Regions from separate parts of the Homo sapiens genome. Here region 2 is linked to region 1. Evidence: chromatin loops called from intact Hi-C (ENCODE). Cell type or tissue: CD4-positive, alpha-beta T cell. All regions are shown on one strand. Each heading gives the region's core, and the rest is flanking DNA. Links, peaks and the distances in the headings are about the cores only. Region 1 holds the start of LOC105374615 (a long non-coding RNA gene). Region 2 overlaps EML6 (EMAP like 6).

Region 1 (8,918 bases), core at 608-8,607:
GAGATTTATTGCCTCATGCATCTGGGTGCTGGCCTCAGGGTTGATTGATTCAAGAACTCAAATGATGTCACAGAAAGTGCTATCCCTCATTCCTCTTCTATTGCAGACACTTTTTTCTAAGGAGGGAGGCATGGTTGCAAGGAGGTCTAGGCTTATATCATCTTAGCTAAGGAGGTCTAGAGGAACGAGACATCTTTGTTGTCTCTGATTTAATCCTACATTAATCAGAGCTCATTTAAGTGCCATGATAGAAACCCAATTTAAGCTGGCTTAAGCCAAAAAAAAAAAAAAAAAAAAAAAAAAAAAAAAAAAAGAATATATTGGCTCATGCAACTGAGAAGTCTAGTTGAGAGTTCTTCTTTCAGGAACAGGGGCTCAAACAATATCATCAGGACTTGCTTTTTATCTTTTGCCCTGCTCTCCTCTTTGTTGGCTTCATTCTGAGGCAGGCTTTCTCTCTTGCCTGTTGGCAAAATGATTCCTGATAGCTCCAGGGTTAAATGATTCAGCAGTCTCATGGGTCTCAAAGGGAATACCTCATTTCTAATGGGTCCCACAAAGGTTCTGAGGAAGGAAGACTTTGGTTGGCCTGGTTTCCAAATTGTGTCCATCCCTACCTCTCATTGTAGCAGAGGTATAAAAAAATCTGATGAGTTAGGATTGGGTTATATGCCACCCCTGCACAAGGGTAAGGGAAGGCATTAGCTCCCCTAAAATCACAAGGACTAATAGGGGAGAAAGAGGGTTTGTAAAAGACAAAAAAAGAGTGGATACTGTGCCAGCAAAAGAAAAAATTTATATTACAAGTATCATCAGCTCTCCCACAACCACATGTTGGAGTGTGTGAGAAAGAAGTTTTCTATCAAAAGTTGGGGAGAAGGAATAATGCATAGATAAAAGCAACACATGTCCACCACATCATTGTTTTATTTCACATTCATTCATAAACATTATTTCAGATATCTGTTGATCATTTGCATTTGGGTTTTTATGAGTTATCTGTCCATTTTGCTGTTAGGACAGTGCTTTTAAGGTGTTCCTAACATCTTAACCTTGGTCTTAATTCCTTTCAGTTTTGCATGCTGGAAATGTTTTTTTTCCAGTTTGTCATTTGCTTCCTAACTTTGTTATTTACATTTTTATTCAAGATTACTGTTTTAAATTACACATAGATCCATGCAATGGGTATTATGCTTTTACTCATCCTCATTCTAAACACTAAATAGTTGTATGGCTTAGTTATTACTCTGATTTAACTTCTGTGGCCCAGTTTTCTCATCTGTAAAATGGGCCATTGATTTTCTTCCTATTCTTCTAACATGTTTATGACTATGAAATATGATTTATTTATTTGAAAATATAGAGCTCAAGAAAGTGAATAGGAAATATTAGAGAATAGTGTTCTGAGCATTAAATATCAGAGGATCTTTAATGGTATCCCACAGGGAGTACTATGAGTGATTCATATGCAGCTTGATGTTGCTCTGTAGCCAAATAGAGCAGAATAAGCCCCTCCCCTTCCCCACCCTTTGCCCTAGCCGGCCAGGTCATGCAGCAGGCAGAGGAAATGCCTGCAGCTACACTGAATACAGATGCCAGTCAGATCCTGCAGGTTAGAGAGAGTGCTGCAAGGCTAAGCTAAACAGACCAAAGCCAGCCCCAGGTTGAACAAGAAAGCAGGCAGCCAGTATTTTCCTGAGTGTAACTGTGGGTACTGCCTCTATTGGCGGTAGAGACTTGGTACTTAAAATGAACTTCGAGCTGTTCCAAATGTACAGATTAAGAACATCTGGCATGTAGAATTAGGATTCTGATGGGAGATATATACTGATGCTGCCTGGTGTGGGACAAGAGTACATTGATGCATGGATGATGATCAGTAGTCTTGGAGAACAGAATCAAGATAGGATGAGAAAAGAAAGTATTCTTTGATTATAATGACTAAGTGTTCATAAATTCCTTCATGAGGAAGAAGTGGAAATTATCAGAGCCTCCCACTATGTACCTTTGGTATTATAGTGTATTATATATTTATTTTAAAATTGGTGTGTAGTAAAATGGATAACCATAAAAGGGCAAGCTTAGTCATGTAGCTCAAGTCCTTTTGTCACCTTTGTAAAGAACTTTTCCAGGTTTTGTTAAGTAGACATTTTTGATGTAGTTAGATTTTACCAAACTGCTAGATACAGAACTCTGGAGCCTGAGTGATACACCAAATAAACAGTCACCTTACAGGCTACTGTTTTAGTCTTATGTTAGTCTGAGTATTCTACACTTGACAAAAATCACTTTGACAATGAGAAAGTATTACATAAAAGTCATTTATCACAATCCCTCAGATCAGCAATCCTCAACCCTGGCTAAACAGTAGAACTACCTGAGAAGCTTTTTAACAACTGCTGATGGCTGGCCCAGCACCATATTAATTACATTAAAATTTCTGGAGATGGGAAGAACACTCCCCAAGTTCCCCAAGTGAACATAATGTGCAACTAGACAAAAAAGGCTGATAGGGGATTGCACAAAAAGTGGGGTCTAGTCAGGTCTTAGAGGATAACTGTGTCCACAGTGTAACACTGTGTTACAAGCTGAGGCATGGGGTATAATTCAGGTATTCCCTTCGAAGCCTACACAATTGTTAGCAAACTATCTAGTGGTCTCTGGAAGATATTTTTGGGGAAATATTCAGATGTTTTTTGAATACTATTTTGTTGAAAACAATTCAGGAAATTTCCCCCCAGGAAAACTTCTGATTTGCAGCATGCAACATAGAGCCTGAGCACTCTTCCCCGGCTTCCCACTGTACTTGGAACAGGAACCAGACTCCACCGTGGCTTCCACAGCCTGGCATGACCTTTCTCCTTGCCTTGACTGAAAGCTGTATTTAATGCCACCATCTCATATTTTATAATGCAGCAGCCACACTGGGCTTCTTTCAGTTTCTCCTACTTGGGAAACTCGAGCTTTCTACATGCTATTCCCTCTGCGTGGATTAAGTTCTCCCACCTTTCTTCTTGGTTTCTTCTTATCCATTCTTCAGCGATCACTTCCCCAGAGACCTTCCCAGACAACCTCTCTAAGCCCTAATCTACCCCCATCTCTAAATTTTTTAAATTTATTTATTTATTTATTTTTGAGGCAGGGTCTCGTTTTATTGCCCAGGCTAGAGTACAGTGGCATGATCATGGCTTACCTCCCTAGCTCAAGTGATTCTCCCACCTCAGCCTCCCAAGTAGCTGGGACTACAGGTGCAGCCTCCCGAGTAGCTGGAACTACAGCCAAACCACCATGTCTGGCTAATTTTTGTATTTTTTGTGGAGAAGGGTTTTGCCATGTTGCCCGGGCTGGTCTCTAACTCCTGGGCTCAAGCGATCCTCCTGCCTCAGGCCCCCAAATTGCTGAGATTACAGGCATGAGCCATTGCGCCTGGACCCTATTAATAAATAAAACATCACCTTCTCCCCAGCACCTACACATGGCACATACTGGGTATTCAGTAAACATCTGTTGAATGAGTGAATGAAAGACTGTTGAAGGCAGTGTGGCAGAGTGGAAAGAACACTGAATTTTTCCGCAAAAGGCCGGATTCTAGATGGGGTTCAATCCTTTAAATGTTCTAAGACTATTTCTTTGTCTTTAAAGTATAGTACCTGTCCTACTTAGTTCTGTACCTGTAAATATAAAATGGAAGTTGGTATATAAAAGTGTCATAATAATCATAAAATGCCACTGCAAATGTAAGTTAATGTACTATTCATGGACTCAAAAGGAAATCACATATAGTCAATCAGCAAAATGTTTTTCAGTGCTGAATTATTGACACTGTACTGCATTCATCACTATTATCAACCTTTTAAAGGTAAGATTTAATTTTTTTAATTTTTAAAATTATTATTATTATTTTATTTGTAGAGATGGGTTGCCCAGGCTGGCCTCAAGTGATCCTCCCGCCTTGGTCTCCCAAAGCACAGAGATTACAGGTGTGAACCACCGTTCCCAGACAAATATCAGATTTTATGAGTAAGGATGAAAAGTAAATAATTCTAGGTGAAATATTTTTATACTGCAAAAAGCTTCCTATGTCCACGTAAAAACCATCTTATTTACTTAACAAGAGATCTCTGAGACACACAGTCTTTATGAAAAGCTAATTTTAAAGGATATAGTAGATGCATATGCTGTCAACATAATGTCTCATATAATAAGAGTTCAACTAACATTTACCAGACAAATTTTTGAGATGGAGTCTTGCTCTTGTTGCCCAGGCTGGAGGCTACAATGGCATGATCTCGGCTCACTGCAACCTCTGCCTCCTGGGTTCAAGCGATTCTCCTGCATCTGCCTCCTGAGTAGCTGGGATTATAGGTGCCTGCCACCAAGCCCGGCTAATTTTTGTATGTTTTAGTAGAGACGGGGTTTCACTGTGTTGGCCAGGCTGGTCTTGAAGTCCTGACCTCGTGATCCGCCCCCCCTCGGCCTCCCAAAGTGTTGGGATTACAAGCGTGAGCCACCATGCCCGGCCAAATTTTGCTTTTCTTATAACATCCATATCTAATTGTAATTCATGGTCAAGATACTTTAATACTTAAGTCATCTGTTGAGTGAAGGGTACTAACAGTAATTAAACAGCCTGTCATTTAGGGGTTTAGCATGCACCTAAAAGTATTTTAGAAGTGTGTCACCGAAATGAAAGACATTTAGGTGGCACTAGCTTCCTGAAGACTGAAAGAGTAACCCTACCCACGGGAACTGCCTTGCCTTGGGTAGATGGTAGGTGGCAGCAACAGACCAGAAATTATGGTTAACTAGAGCGCTAGACATGTTCTTTTTAATGTTATTCTATCATTTTTTTCCAAAATAAAATAATATAGCTGCAAACCAAGTAGATAGTAAAAATAAATAAGCATGATGTGACTAATTTGCATAATACAGGCTACCTAAGCCTTTATTTATTCTATAATCTTTCAACAGCAATTTATTTTTCAACAGCTCTAAGCTTGGTTTTGTTACTATTCTTAGCTTGTTTTTTTTTGTTACAATCTTTATTTCTTCTCTTTGTAAGTGTTGAAAATTTTAATGCTCCTCTATTGACAGAAAGGGATGGCATATTTGAACTTTCATTCTGCCTAACCTTTGTTCTATTCCTGTTGTGAAGATTTTGCCCCAGACATTGCACTGGTCAAGGTTTAGTTACTGAAAAAATAATCCATTCCAGACAGTTTAAACAGAAATTGTTTAACACTGGGCATTAAATGGCTTATGAAGTTGTTGGCAGGGCTAATGAAAGAGGCTCTTGGTCACTCACTCTCAATCTGAGCTTCGTATCACAAGCATCTGGGTTGCTTTTTTAGAATATCAATTCGGGAATCCATTGCTGACATAATGAATCAAAACCTTTGGGCATAAACTCCCCTGGAAATTCAAATGTTGAGATCAGATAGAGATCCACTTTGAGGCTGAAGTTTTAGGATGGACTTTTACTGCAGAACTGGGCCATCAAGGGATCTACTGATCCTGCAATAGGAAACCATTTGCTGAATTGGGAAGTTGTTGCTATAGCTGCTGGATTCAAAACAATGCATCCCCTGCCATCATCAGAAGCTGCCATGCTCTGGAAACTGCCACATCCAAAAAGCTGCCACTCCGGGACCCGCCAAGCTTGCTATGATATTAATTAGTAAAACAGATGTCCTGTGCCCTGCCTCTTGGTGCCCCACAAGCCAGTGAACAGTCAGTTAACAATGGCACAGAATAACTAAACTCCTCCGCGACTGTGCTTATCACAGAACCAGCAGCAGATGGCCCCTGCCTCACTCATACCCTCCCTCCACATCTACAATTTTAATTCTGCTGGTGGAAACTCTATCACATGAGGAATCTTAATTGCAAGAATGTCCAGGGTTTGTAGCTTTAAACTTCCCAGCCCTACAGAAACAGAAAGTCCAGCTAGAAAGAGATTGCAATGGATGTGTGTACCAATCCACTGTTTCACCAAGGACATCATGAAGTAGATGAGTTATTTTAAAGACACGAAGGCCCTTGTTGTCACACTAGCCCAGACCTGCGGGTAAATCTGAGTCAAGCCCTTTCGGGAGTTTAAGTGTGTGTGAACTAAGAAGAAATCAGGACGAATCTCTTCCCCGGATAGGCTCCTTGCTTCCATAGGAAAAGCAAACCTGATACCAGCTGAAGTCCACGCCTGGGGGATATTAGGAAGGGAGGGGTCTGTGTTGCCTACTTTTTGTCTGAGCTGGTGGCTGGCCCTTTTTCCCCCGAGTTGGTGGCTGGCCCTTTTTCGCCTTCCCTGTCTTGTTGTGATAGCTCATAGTCTGGGCACACTCTGTTCAAAATCTGACTTTGCCATTTTTTGCCTCCTTGGTGTGTCCAAGCAGTGGCATCTGTGATTAGTTGCCTCCTGATGTAATATTAACTTTACCTTTTTCTCACTCAATACCTTCAGATGCCTACTTCCTGTTTTCTAAAGGACTCAATGCTAATTATAATGATATTTTCCTTTACTTTTCCTTACTTCTAGATATATTCTTTTGCATTTTATATTATTTCTTCCTCTGGAAATGAACTATTTCTGTAATACATTCTTTTCATTAATAAAGGTTTTAGTATATTTGATTATCTACTTGTTCTTCTTTATGCCAGTTCAGATATGCTTTAGTGCTTTGAAAGTTAACTGTTTGGTCCTATCTATGCCTGAGCATGACTTCAGGGTTGCCTCGAAATTTAAATTATATGCCCACAATTCACAATTGCAAAAATATGGAACCAGCCCAAACGCCCATCAATCAATGAGTAGATAAAGAAAATGTGGTATACATATATATGCACATATACCATGGAATACTACTCAGCCATAAAAAGAAATGAAATAATGGCATTCACAGCAACCTGGATGGAACTGGAAACTATCGTTCTAAGTGAAGTAACCCAGGAATAGAAAACTAAATATCGTATGTTCTCACTGATAAGTGGAAGCTAAGCTATGAGGATGCAAAGGCATAAAAATGACACAGTGGACTTTGGATACTCGGGGGAAAGGGTGGGAGGGGGTGAGGGATAAAAAAACTGCATATTGGGTACAGCGTACACTGCTTGAGGGATGGGTGCACCAAAATCTCAGAAATCACCACTAAAGAACTTATTCATGTAACCAAACATCACATGTTCCCCCAAACCTATTGAGATAAAACATAAATTTAAAAATAAAAAAAATTATATGCCTGTATACTGAAATGGTGAATCTGCTCATGCACCACATTGAGAAATTATTTTGAAATGTTATTATGAAAACATATAATAGGATACTAAAATAAACTTTCAGAAAGTAAAATTTTAATTTTAGAATAGTTGTTGATTAAAAAAATTATTGTGAATATAGTAGAGTTCCCATATGCCCCACATTCAGTTACCCTATTATTAATATCTTAATATTAATAAATAGTATTTTCTACCATTGTTAATGATAAATGGTATATTTGTTGCAATTAATGAACCAATATCAATATCTCATTATTAACTAAAGTTTGTACTTTATTCAGATGTCCTCAGTTTTCACCTCAAGTTCTTTTTCTGTCCCACGATCCCACCAAGGATACTAACATTGCATCTAGTCATCAGGTCTCCTTAGGCTCCTGGTAGATGCTTCTCAGGCTTTCTCTGTTTCTGATGACCTTGACAGTTTTGAGGATTACTAGTCAGGCATTTCGTAGAATTAAATTATATTCTCTTCAATTTTTAATTTTATTTTTAAACTTCACGTAAGCATTTTAAACACACACAAAATTAGAGAATAGTATAATGAATCCCCATCTACCCAAGACCCAGCTTCAAAACTGTCACCATTTCCAAGTTTATTCTATCTAAACTGTCCTACCTGCCAACCCTGAGGATTTTAAATCAAGCGCCAAATATTATATCATAGTACCCTTATGTATTTCAGTACATGCCTCTAACAGATAAGGCCTTTAAAGAATATACCCACGATGCCGTTATCACAGTGACAAAGTTAATGATGATTCTGTAATGTTTAGTAGTCAGCCTACATTCAAAGTTCCCCAATGGTCTAAAAAATGTCTTGTTCAAGTTTACGTACTCAAATCAGGATCCAAACAAGGTATATGTATTGAATTCTGTTGATTTGAAAAACAGGACTTTTATCTCTGCTTTAGCTGAGACCTGGGACTGAAAACAAAACCATAGTTATAGCTACATTTTGAGATGAGGTGCTAAACTCCCTGTGTTGTGCAAAAGGGGCATTTTAAAAGAGTTTTAAGATTTTTAGTCCAACACCCACCTCAGGATCCAGAGTATTTCTTTGGGGAAATGCAGTAGGGAACTGTGGCTTTTTTCCCTCCCACCGTGGGAGAGAGAAGCAAGGTGTCGCCCCATCACCCCAAGCTCAGTGAGACAGTCTTTAAGAAAACCTCTCTGAGAACTCGGTGTTTACTCCTTGGAGCTAGAAAGACACGTTGACCGATACCTGAGGAAAGGAAAGAGGAAAGGCTGTGGCTGGAGATGTCTGAAAAATGACTGCCAAGCAGAGCAAAGAGAGGTGGTTGAGTTCAGAGCAATCTGTGACTTCTATCACTGGTAGGGCAGAGATATGAGCCTCCATAACTAGATATGATGGGAGGGAGGGATGTGGTCCTGTGGTCAGTTTAAAATGGATCCCACCCAGATGGCCTTCTTGCTGGGGGCTAGTCTCTTTCAGCAGAAAGAGGTTGGAGGTGTAGCATTTAATACAGAAGCTGGGATGGGGCACTTAATACAGAAGCTGGGATACGGCTGTAGAGAGAACTGGCATAGCCTAACAAGGGAGCAGCAGTCAAGAATTCCAAGTGGGGTGAAGCTCTGAGTCCCTACAAAAAGAATCCTGCAAAATAAGTAGTCAGCTTTGAATATTC
Region 2 (8,918 bases), core at 704-8,703, 730 kb after region 1:
AAGTTCCAGGACATGAGATGCCCTGCTTAGACTTGTCACTATCTCCACTGAACCTTCTCTGGTCAGGCCACCACCATCTTTTACATAGAATATTGCAGTTGCTTTGTAAGTTGCATTCCTGCTTCGACCACCATCCTCTGCACAGCAGCTAGAGGGATTATTTGAACTTTATGTGAGCCAGATCACATAATTGCTTTCCTCAAAACCCTGCAATGATTCATCTTACCCACAGTCAAAGTCCTTATGGCAGCCACCACCCTCCGCATTGCGCTGCTTCGCCCTGGCTGCTCCTTCCCCTCGCTGCTTCTCCCTCTGCCTGTGACACTCTTGCCTAGAATCTGCATGACTACTTCCCTCCTCTCCTTCAAACCTTTGCTCAAATAAAGCCTATGCTGATGATCTCTTCTAGAATTGCAACTCATTCTGCCTCTACCACTCCAAGTATTCCAAATCCCCTTCTCCCGGGTTTACCTTTCACCTTGTAACATACAGTATAATTTCTGTGTTATGTTCTTGGCTATTGTCTGTTTCCACAAAGGTAGGGATCTTTGTTCACTGATGCCTCCCACCCACTTAGGACGTGCCTAGTGTGTGCTGGAGTCCTGGAAGTAGCTGTCAGGTGAATGAAAAGTGTCATAGGACTGGAGGGTGGAGCCTTGTGGAGGAGCGCAAGTGATGAGGATGCAGAAGGAGGAACAGATAACTTGGTTTCTTTGTGTCAACCTGTGACATGCAAGCTTGCACTCCAAGGGCCAACTACAGGAGGTCTTAGAGGTTTAGGCAGGCATGTGGCATAATCGGATCTCCACTTAGTTCTCCTGCCCCAGAGCAGAGAGCAGACTGGGGTAGGATAGGATCAGAGGTAGGAGCCCAGGTGGTTGTTCCAGAGTGTTCATGCTTATTACTGTTTTTACTCCTCTGAGTACTGCGATGGTCAGATAGTCTAGCAGCTCTCAACCAGGAGTGATTTTTTGGACATTTGGCAGTGTCTGGAGACATTTTTGATTGTCGCAACTGCAGAGTTGCGACTGGCATCTATGGATAGAGGCCAGGGAAGCTGCTAAAAGTATTACAGTGGACAGGAGAGCCACCACAACAAAGAATTACCCAGCCCCAAATGTTGATAGTGTTGTTGTTAAGATCCCTTGCAGAGAACGTCCAAAAGACCAACTCTCAAACCTGAGAACACCCTTGTTTACGATAGAAGCAAAATAAGCACATCCTATTCTCCAGTCCCGCGGGCGGCTCCATTACTTACCTCTTGACTCCTTGCCTCTGTCACCGCTCTCCCTGTGTGCCCACCATTTTTCTCTGGGCTTGCCCTTCAGCCTCACTGTTCTGCTGAGAAGGTAGAAGAACACTGCAGAGGCCCGAGCCTCAGGAGCTGGAGACAGATTTGCAGCCAGGAGATGTGGTGTCACTGTGTGCGCAAGTTCCGTGTGTGACATGGTGTCAGAGGGCTGCTGGCCTGGCTTGTAGTAATTCCTCTGTAAATAACTCTCCTTAGCCAGCCTTATGTAAAAGCTAGCCTGGGTGGGTTTCCTCCCTGGGTGGGAGGCCATGGGCTTGGCTATGTGTTCTCATCTTCTGATATCTCACTAGGCTTTGTGTATCTTTCACAGTTCCCGTGGCTGTAGAATTTTGGATCCTGCGGAGTGGGTTTTGAAATGAGCAGAGATTTTGTAAAAAGAAATCTTTCCTATGAATTCTGCTGGAGATTCTCAGGCAGGGAGCCTTTGTGAACAGGAGCAGCAGGTCATAGGCAGTCCACGCTTAGGATGACCTGCAGCCCCAGCCCTGCGACTCTCCCAGCTCAGGGTCAGTGCTGAATGCCCACTCTGTGGTGGCCTTTGTGGTACACACTCTACACACAGGATCCCATTTAATCCTCAAACTCCCCTGGGGGTCCCCTGGCAGGGAGGCTTCTCAGGCTGAGGTCTGGGCAGTCACACAGGGCCTGGTACTCAGGAGGGCCCTGCGGTTGGTTGCATGCTTTGCTGTCACTTGCTTGGAATTCCTAATCGTTTTTTAGCAAGGGGCCCCACACTTCTGTTTTGCACTGGGCTCCAAAATCATTGGTGTTTATGAATCCCTGGGGAGATGCATGTCTTTCCTCCTTCATTTCTTTCACATTTCCAAACTCTGTCTTCAGCATTACCCTTAGAACATCAGAAGTCCCTGCAAGGCCCAGAGCTCCTGTGCCCAGGATCCAGGCTCCCTAGGTGGCCTCAGCCACCCCTTCCTGAGGGGCTGCAAGGGCGGGGGGTTTTGAAGATCTCTGCTGTCTTTTCCACACCCTCTACCAATACTCCCTCTTAAGTTTGGGTGAAATTACTCTTCCTCTCTCTCTTGTTCTTATTACCTTTTAACCTCTTGCACTCAAGGCATTCCCTGGTTTTGCATCCTTAATAAGGTTAGGTTTACAGGAGACAGCCACAACCTTGTCTTGTTTCACCTTCAGTACCATGTCCTGGGCATACATTCACAGATACAGGAAATAACTTTGTGGGGAAGGGTATTAACTCCACACTTGAACTGCCTGAATCCTCATTTTTTTTCCCCCTATTGCTAGCTTGCTCTGTGACTTGAGGCAAGTAATACAAACTTTCTATGCTGTTATTTCCTCATCGGTTCAGCACGTATTTACTAGCCCCGTTGAGGGCCTGGCGCTGTCCATGGGGTTAATGATAATGCCACCTCCTAAGCACTCACGGGCACTCACGGGCACACGGCTTGGTTAAGTTGGTGAGAATCCTTACTGCCCACCTGCAGGGCTTGCTTGTTTATCTCAAAGTCGACTTCTCACAGGTGCTACTGTCTTTTTTGTCATTTGCTCATCATCTTTGGGCTTTCCGATCCAGTGGGGTAGAGTTTGCCAGCATGTGACTGAAGAACCACTGCATTAGAATCAGCTGGTGACCTGCTGGGCACTCTGAATTTTCAACAATCTGACATGCAAGAACACACTAGGTGGAGAATGGCTTGAGCAGGCAGTGGTTCTCAGCCCTGGGGAGCTAAAAGTAATGAAGTCTTGCTCTGGTCCAGACCAACTGGGAGGAATATCTGGGAGGGGCGCAAGCATCTGTGTCTTTTAAATGCTCTCTCTGTAGATTCTGGTGTACATTGAGGGTTGGGAACAACCATGCCTGGCCCTTTACCATATCAGGCCTTGGAACATGGGTTTTAAGAACACTATTAAATACGAGCCTCTGCCTGCTTTCAGTTTTCCCCTCTTGGACCAAATAATTGGGAGAAAAGGCCATTTTCTTCCCCAAATGGTTTGTTCTCTTTGTGTGCTGGAACATAGCCTTTTCCTCTGTGAGTTTGCAGTGCCAGCAGATCAAAATTATAATAGCAAATGACAAAAGCTAAGTTGTAAGATAAGGCAGAGTAACTAAGACTCTAGGAAAGGCCCATAGGGCACTTCATAGTTCCTGGCACTGCCACCTTACAGGGCTCGGATGTGACCACACATACAGCAAGTTGTTCTGTGCTGAGATGTGAACTTAATAGAAAGATCCTGACCTAGCACAAAACCCGCGGGTTAAAATAATAGCATAATGTATTGATTCATTCCTCAGTGCCAGACACTGGGTCATGTGTTGTTGTGTTGAATTCTCACAATGCTATGAAGTGTGAGTGCTAATAATCTCCACTTTACAGATGGAGGAACTAACGATATGAATGACTAAATACCTTACCATGTCACACAGCTGGCAACGGCTGGTATATAAATCCAGTTCATATATTTAACTGTTCAAAATAAACTAGTGGTAGAAAATAAGCAATGTCCCTTAGTAATGAGGTCTGATTTGATATTCACAGACTAGATCTCCCCATGGCCAGGCTTCAGGACTGTAGCAGAGGGAATTGGAAGGTTGCTGTTTCTCTTCTCTGGTCTGAGTATAAAATCAGGGCCACGGACTGGTGAGGATTTGGTCTTGGCATAAGAGGATTTTTTTGGTTTAGATGGGTGATTTGCTCTCTACCGCCATCTGCTGGCTCTCTGTACCAAGCATAGGCCCAAGCTCCACGTTTCTCATCACAAGTGGCACAGGGTATGGTGTCCAAATGTGGACACCTCATCTGTGTGGTGAAACGCCTTCAGTTCACAGTGTCAAAAGTAACAATGATGTGTATTTCTCCAGGAAAGAGAACTTCTGTGGTTTTAAATAATGAGGATGGTTTCTCCTGTTTCTCTTAACTACTGATGGATTTGTAACCATATTCCAAATACTAGCTTATATTTCTCTGACTCCCAGAGCAGAATAGAAAGCAGTATAAGACAGCTTCGTTGCCTTCTAATGCTGCAGCTGCCTTGGTCAGCCCAGCTGGGACATCATGATTACATTTCTGTTCTCTGGGTTTGTGTCAGAAGTAGAAACTAAGCCTGGATAGACAGGAGAAGGGAATTAATGTCAGAACTTTGTCAGGGATCTGCCATTCACCAAGGTCTCACCAGAAGGTTCCCAGAAGAGACTGTGTGGTTCTCTTTACCACTCTTGCATGCAGAAGAACAATTAGGTTAAAAAAGGATGGCAATGGGATGTTATTAGGAAACATGAATACAGCTTTTGACACACTGATGTCTTCCTTTTTAAAATGGTTATCTAAGGAATGAGAGTGACCTGGTATTGTATCTATTGCCTGGTGGACAGACGCCATGAGATTGACTTGTCTGATGTGACAAAAGACAATTGATGTGTTGAAAGAACTGAGTACTTAGGGAGAGACGCAGTTGCTCTCTGAGAGAAAATGTTCACAGCTCATTAAGTTGATATTGCAAGCAATGAAAATGTAGCAACTCCTTCTCTTGTTCTCTTCCCTTCCACCCATGTGTAGCCAGAAATAATCCTTGCTAAGCTCCGCCTTTACGTTGGTTAGTTCAGTGGAACCCTTTTTCAAATGAAATCGGAGATGGTGAGGTGTCAAGGGAAATGCAGCAGTGGGATCCTCAAACTCCCGCCTCTTGCTGTCCTATTTCCTGGCCCTCTCCTTGCCAGGAACCTGGCACTCTTCTGAGGAATGCAAGAGCTCCCTGGATATGGTCTGAAAAACACTGAGTGCCATGTGACTTGACTGGTTCATTAGTCTGGGCTGAGTTGGAAGGTTTTGGTCTTTGTTCCTGAGCCTCTTAAAATTTTTTAAAAGAGAGGATATATAGATATATATTTAATGTCGATATTTAATTCCAGGTTGTGGGTTATTATAATCTTTTTTCCTTGCTGAATTTATTCCCCCAAATAAGGTTAAAAATAGCAGGACAATAAATACAGTAAAAAAGTAGATTATTTAGTTTTTGCTGATGTTGGAAAATCATTAACTCTTTGCTTCCTGATAATGCTGAAGAGTACAGCATTAAATCCTTTCTGTAATAAAGCATAAATAGATACTTGACCAAATACAGCTCCAGGCCCTTGGGACAAATTCAAGTCATTTGGCCTTGAGAGGCCAGACATGCTGTTGGAGGCCTTGGGAGAACTGGTGTGTTCATGCTTACAGTGAAGCCATGGATTCCAGACCTGCCTGGAAAAGGGCCGTGTCTTTAAAACAATCAATGGCATTATAAAAGGACTATGATCTGAATATTCAATAACAGTTAAAATATATAACGTATCACTAAGATGTAATGTATATGTCTATATCTGTATACAATGTATGTGTATATAGGTACACATATACATTTGCATCACTTTAGTTTTTGATGCATGGATATCTGCTTACATATGTCTGGCCCCTTTTTCAAATGTAATCTTCATTACGGTAGGGGCCTATCTTGTTCACTGTTAAGCTCCACTGTCAGGCACAGAGTAGTGCTGAATAAAAATTTCTGAAATAAAGGAATGAATATATCCCATCTTTGAATGTTCTTACTGAGTAACAAGGGTGGTATCTTTTATTTCTTGGCATCTCCAAGGACTCAAATATTTGATTTTGATGTTTTATTTCATTTGCTCAGTAATCTTTATTGAGCATCTACCACGTGACAGTCACTGTGCCAGGTATTGAGGATATAGCAGTAAATAAAACTGATAAAACTCTCTTCACAGACCTTTCTATTCTACTGAGAGGAAGCAGACAATAAATACAGTAAAAGTAGATTATTTGTTTTTTGCTGATGTTGAAATATCACTGACTCTTCTTCCTTCCTGATGATGCTGAAGAGCAAAGCATTAAACCCTTTGTGTAATAAAAGTAGATGATGCAAAGCCTGCTAGGGAGACAACTAATTCAGCCCCTCCTCCCAAGCCCCTGCAGGAGCTGAGAAAAACACCAGGGAGAAAACGGGAATATGTTGACTCCTGAGTGGTAATGAAACCCCGAAAAGGGTAGGCAAAGAGATCAGGACAAGGAGGGGGGGCTGTGGCAACAGGATCATGGGCGCAAGGCCGTGTGGTTCTCTGCAGCTGAGCTGCATGCCCTGTCAGCTTGCAATGACATCCTGACTGCTTTCACCATACATCTGTCCTTCCCATCCTTGAAAGCCCATCCTGATGTTTGCAGTGGAGGATTTTGATTAATTGACCCTGAACTACTGTTGCCAGGGTGTCTCTACTCCTCCTGGCGGGAATAATACATCGGCCTGTGTGCTTTTTCCCACCATTTCAAGACCTGTAGCAATGAATTCAGAGGAAGGAGTAAAGACAGTTATCTCATGTATTTGTTTAAAGCCTTATGCCTTGAAAAACTACTTTCTCTTAATAAATGCATTTATCTCATTGGATCCTCTCGGGACCACAGTGAAGTGATTAAGATCAAGATTATAGTTAGGATGTCCGCGTACCCCAAATTACCCCTTCTGTTGTCCCAGCATCCCAGCTGGTTTAGTATTTGTCTTGGCTTTTTTTTTTTTTTTTTTCTTTTGAGACAATCTTGCTCTGTCGCCCAGGCTGGAGTACAATGGCACAATCTCAGCTCACTGCAAGTCCCTCCGCCTCCCAGGCTCATGCCATTCTCGTGCCTCAGCCACCCGGGTAGCTGGGAATACAGGTGCGTGCTACCATGTCCAGCTAATTTTTCTATTTTTAGTAGAGACGGGATTTCACCATGTTGGCCAAGCTGGTCTCAAGCTCCTGGCCTCAAGCGATCTGCCTGCCTCAGCCTCCCAAAGTGTTGGGATTACAGGCATGAGCCACCGTGCCTTGCCATTTTTTTTTTAATAGACTTTATTTTTTAGGACAGTTTAGGTTCAGAACAAAATTGAGAATGTAGAGAGACTTACCATATACCCCTTCCCACCCACAACACACATACATAGCTTCCCTCACTATCAATGTGCCCCACCAGAGTGGTACATTTGTTCCAGTGGGTGAAGCTACCTTGACGTGTCATTATCACCCAGATGCCGTAGTTCATGTTAGAGTTCACTCTTGGTGGCGTATATTCTGTGGGTTTTGACAAATGTGTAATGACATGTCTCCACCATTATAGTATCCTACAGGATAGTTTCACTGCCCTAAAAATCCTCCATACTCTGCCTGTTCATCACTCTGCCTATTTATCTCTCTGCCCCAGATTTTTAATTTTGCAGTAAACAGTTTTTAGAATGTTATAATTGAAAATACTTTGATAGAACTATTTAGTAGGTCTTTCAACATAAGAAAGCTGCTTCCTTAGTCAAATACTTCAAAGTATTATGTAAATTTAGTTTTAGAGCCTCTTAAAGGCGTTCTAATTGGAATGACAGATTACTTGGTCACCATAATTACAGTCTATATCTTAAGGGGAGAAAAATTGGTCCCCAGCAAGGAAAGAATACTCCTATGTCTAGCCAGCTGGACCTAGAGCAGGAGTAGAGGCCAAGTCCTCGAACGTCTGATACTTTCTATCCCAGAGACACAGTGCCTGCTGGGGAGGCAAATTGGAGCCCATCACATCCTGGCCTTGTTTTAAAGTATTTAGGAAATTGATATTGCTTCTGTATTTCTAATTCGGATTCAAAAACTCACTGCCTAAACAAATAACAAACCCAGTAAGGAACAGAACAGACTGCAAAAAATCCAAGATACTGAGACTCAGGCAAGTGAGGACCTGCCTAGGGAGGATGAAATAGTACTACTGAGAGGGACGTGTGGACTTTAAAGGAGTACTATGCTTTTGGAGAAGAGGCTTGTGGAGAAGATTCCATAAATTAAGTCGGTGAAGAATAGTATTTTCACTGATAAATGTTTGATGGTATTTTGAGATTGAAATTGGAGTTTCATTTGCATATTTCTGAGACATGGTGCATCTGTTTATTCCGTAGGATATATCTAGATTCTGATCAAATATGTATTAAACTTGTTTAATATGATCATCAGCTGTTCTGTAGTGTCACCCACGTATAATTTTAACACAATGTTATTCCTAAAGGTTGAACTGATTCTTCTCTGATAGCAAATCTGAAGGAAATTATTCTGAAGGTTAGGTTTTCATGAAGACCAATTTATCATCTTATATTTACTTGATGATATAGTATTTAAAATACATTCTACTGTTTAAGACCAGCCTGGGCACCACATAGCAAGACCTTGTCTCTAGAAAGAAAAAAAACTAGTCTAGGCATGGTGTTGCACACCTGTAGTCCCAGTTACTTGGGAGGGTGAAGCAGGAGGATTACTTTGAGCCCCGGAAGTCGAGGCTTCAGTGAGCTACAGTGCTACCACACTCCAGCCTGGGCAACAGAGTGAGACCTTGTCTCTAAAAAATAAAAACAAACAATCCTGCTGTAGAAACACATAGTTATCCTAAGTCAAGGAAAAGCAGCCACTCTTTTGCAAACTAGATTACAAGGGGTGGAGGAAACATCCAGCGCTTGTAAGAAAATAACACAGAATGGGCTGGGCGTGGTGGCTCATGCCTGTAAACCCAGCACTTTGGGAGTCCGAGGCGGGCGGATCACGAGGTCAGGAGATCGAGACCATCCTGGCTAACACGGT

The links. Hi-C counts contacts between places; a loop is a spot of excess contacts. Peaks named below come from ENCODE experiments on the same cell type or tissue, not always from the same donor. Only the 100,000 strongest peaks of a DNase experiment are listed, where the experiment ranks them.
Region 2: it touches region 1 in a loop (36-fold over the local background); 53 of 110 quality-filtered maps call a loop at or near these places.

Annotation. Positions count from the first base shown.
Region 1 is chr2:54,102,362-54,111,279 of GRCh38, forward strand. It overlaps LOC105374615 (a long non-coding RNA gene), which reads left to right and starts at 3,942. Exons shown (of 2, transcript XR_940093.1): 1 at 3,942-3,980; 2 at 5,352-6,630. It also overlaps a transcript of ACYP2 not described here. In CD4-positive, alpha-beta T cell, for the core only: CTCF peaks have their summits at 4,816 and 5,015; DNase peaks (open chromatin) are centred at 1,550 and 4,760.
Region 2 is chr2:54,834,746-54,843,663 of GRCh38, forward strand. The region is part of intron 7 of EML6 (EMAP like 6); the gene reads left to right. Among named protein-coding and RNA genes, the nearest start is that of EML6-AS1, 88 kb to the left of the region's middle. In CD4-positive, alpha-beta T cell, for the core only: CTCF peaks have their summits at 4,016 (motif pointing left) and 4,216; a DNase peak (open chromatin) is centred at 4,016.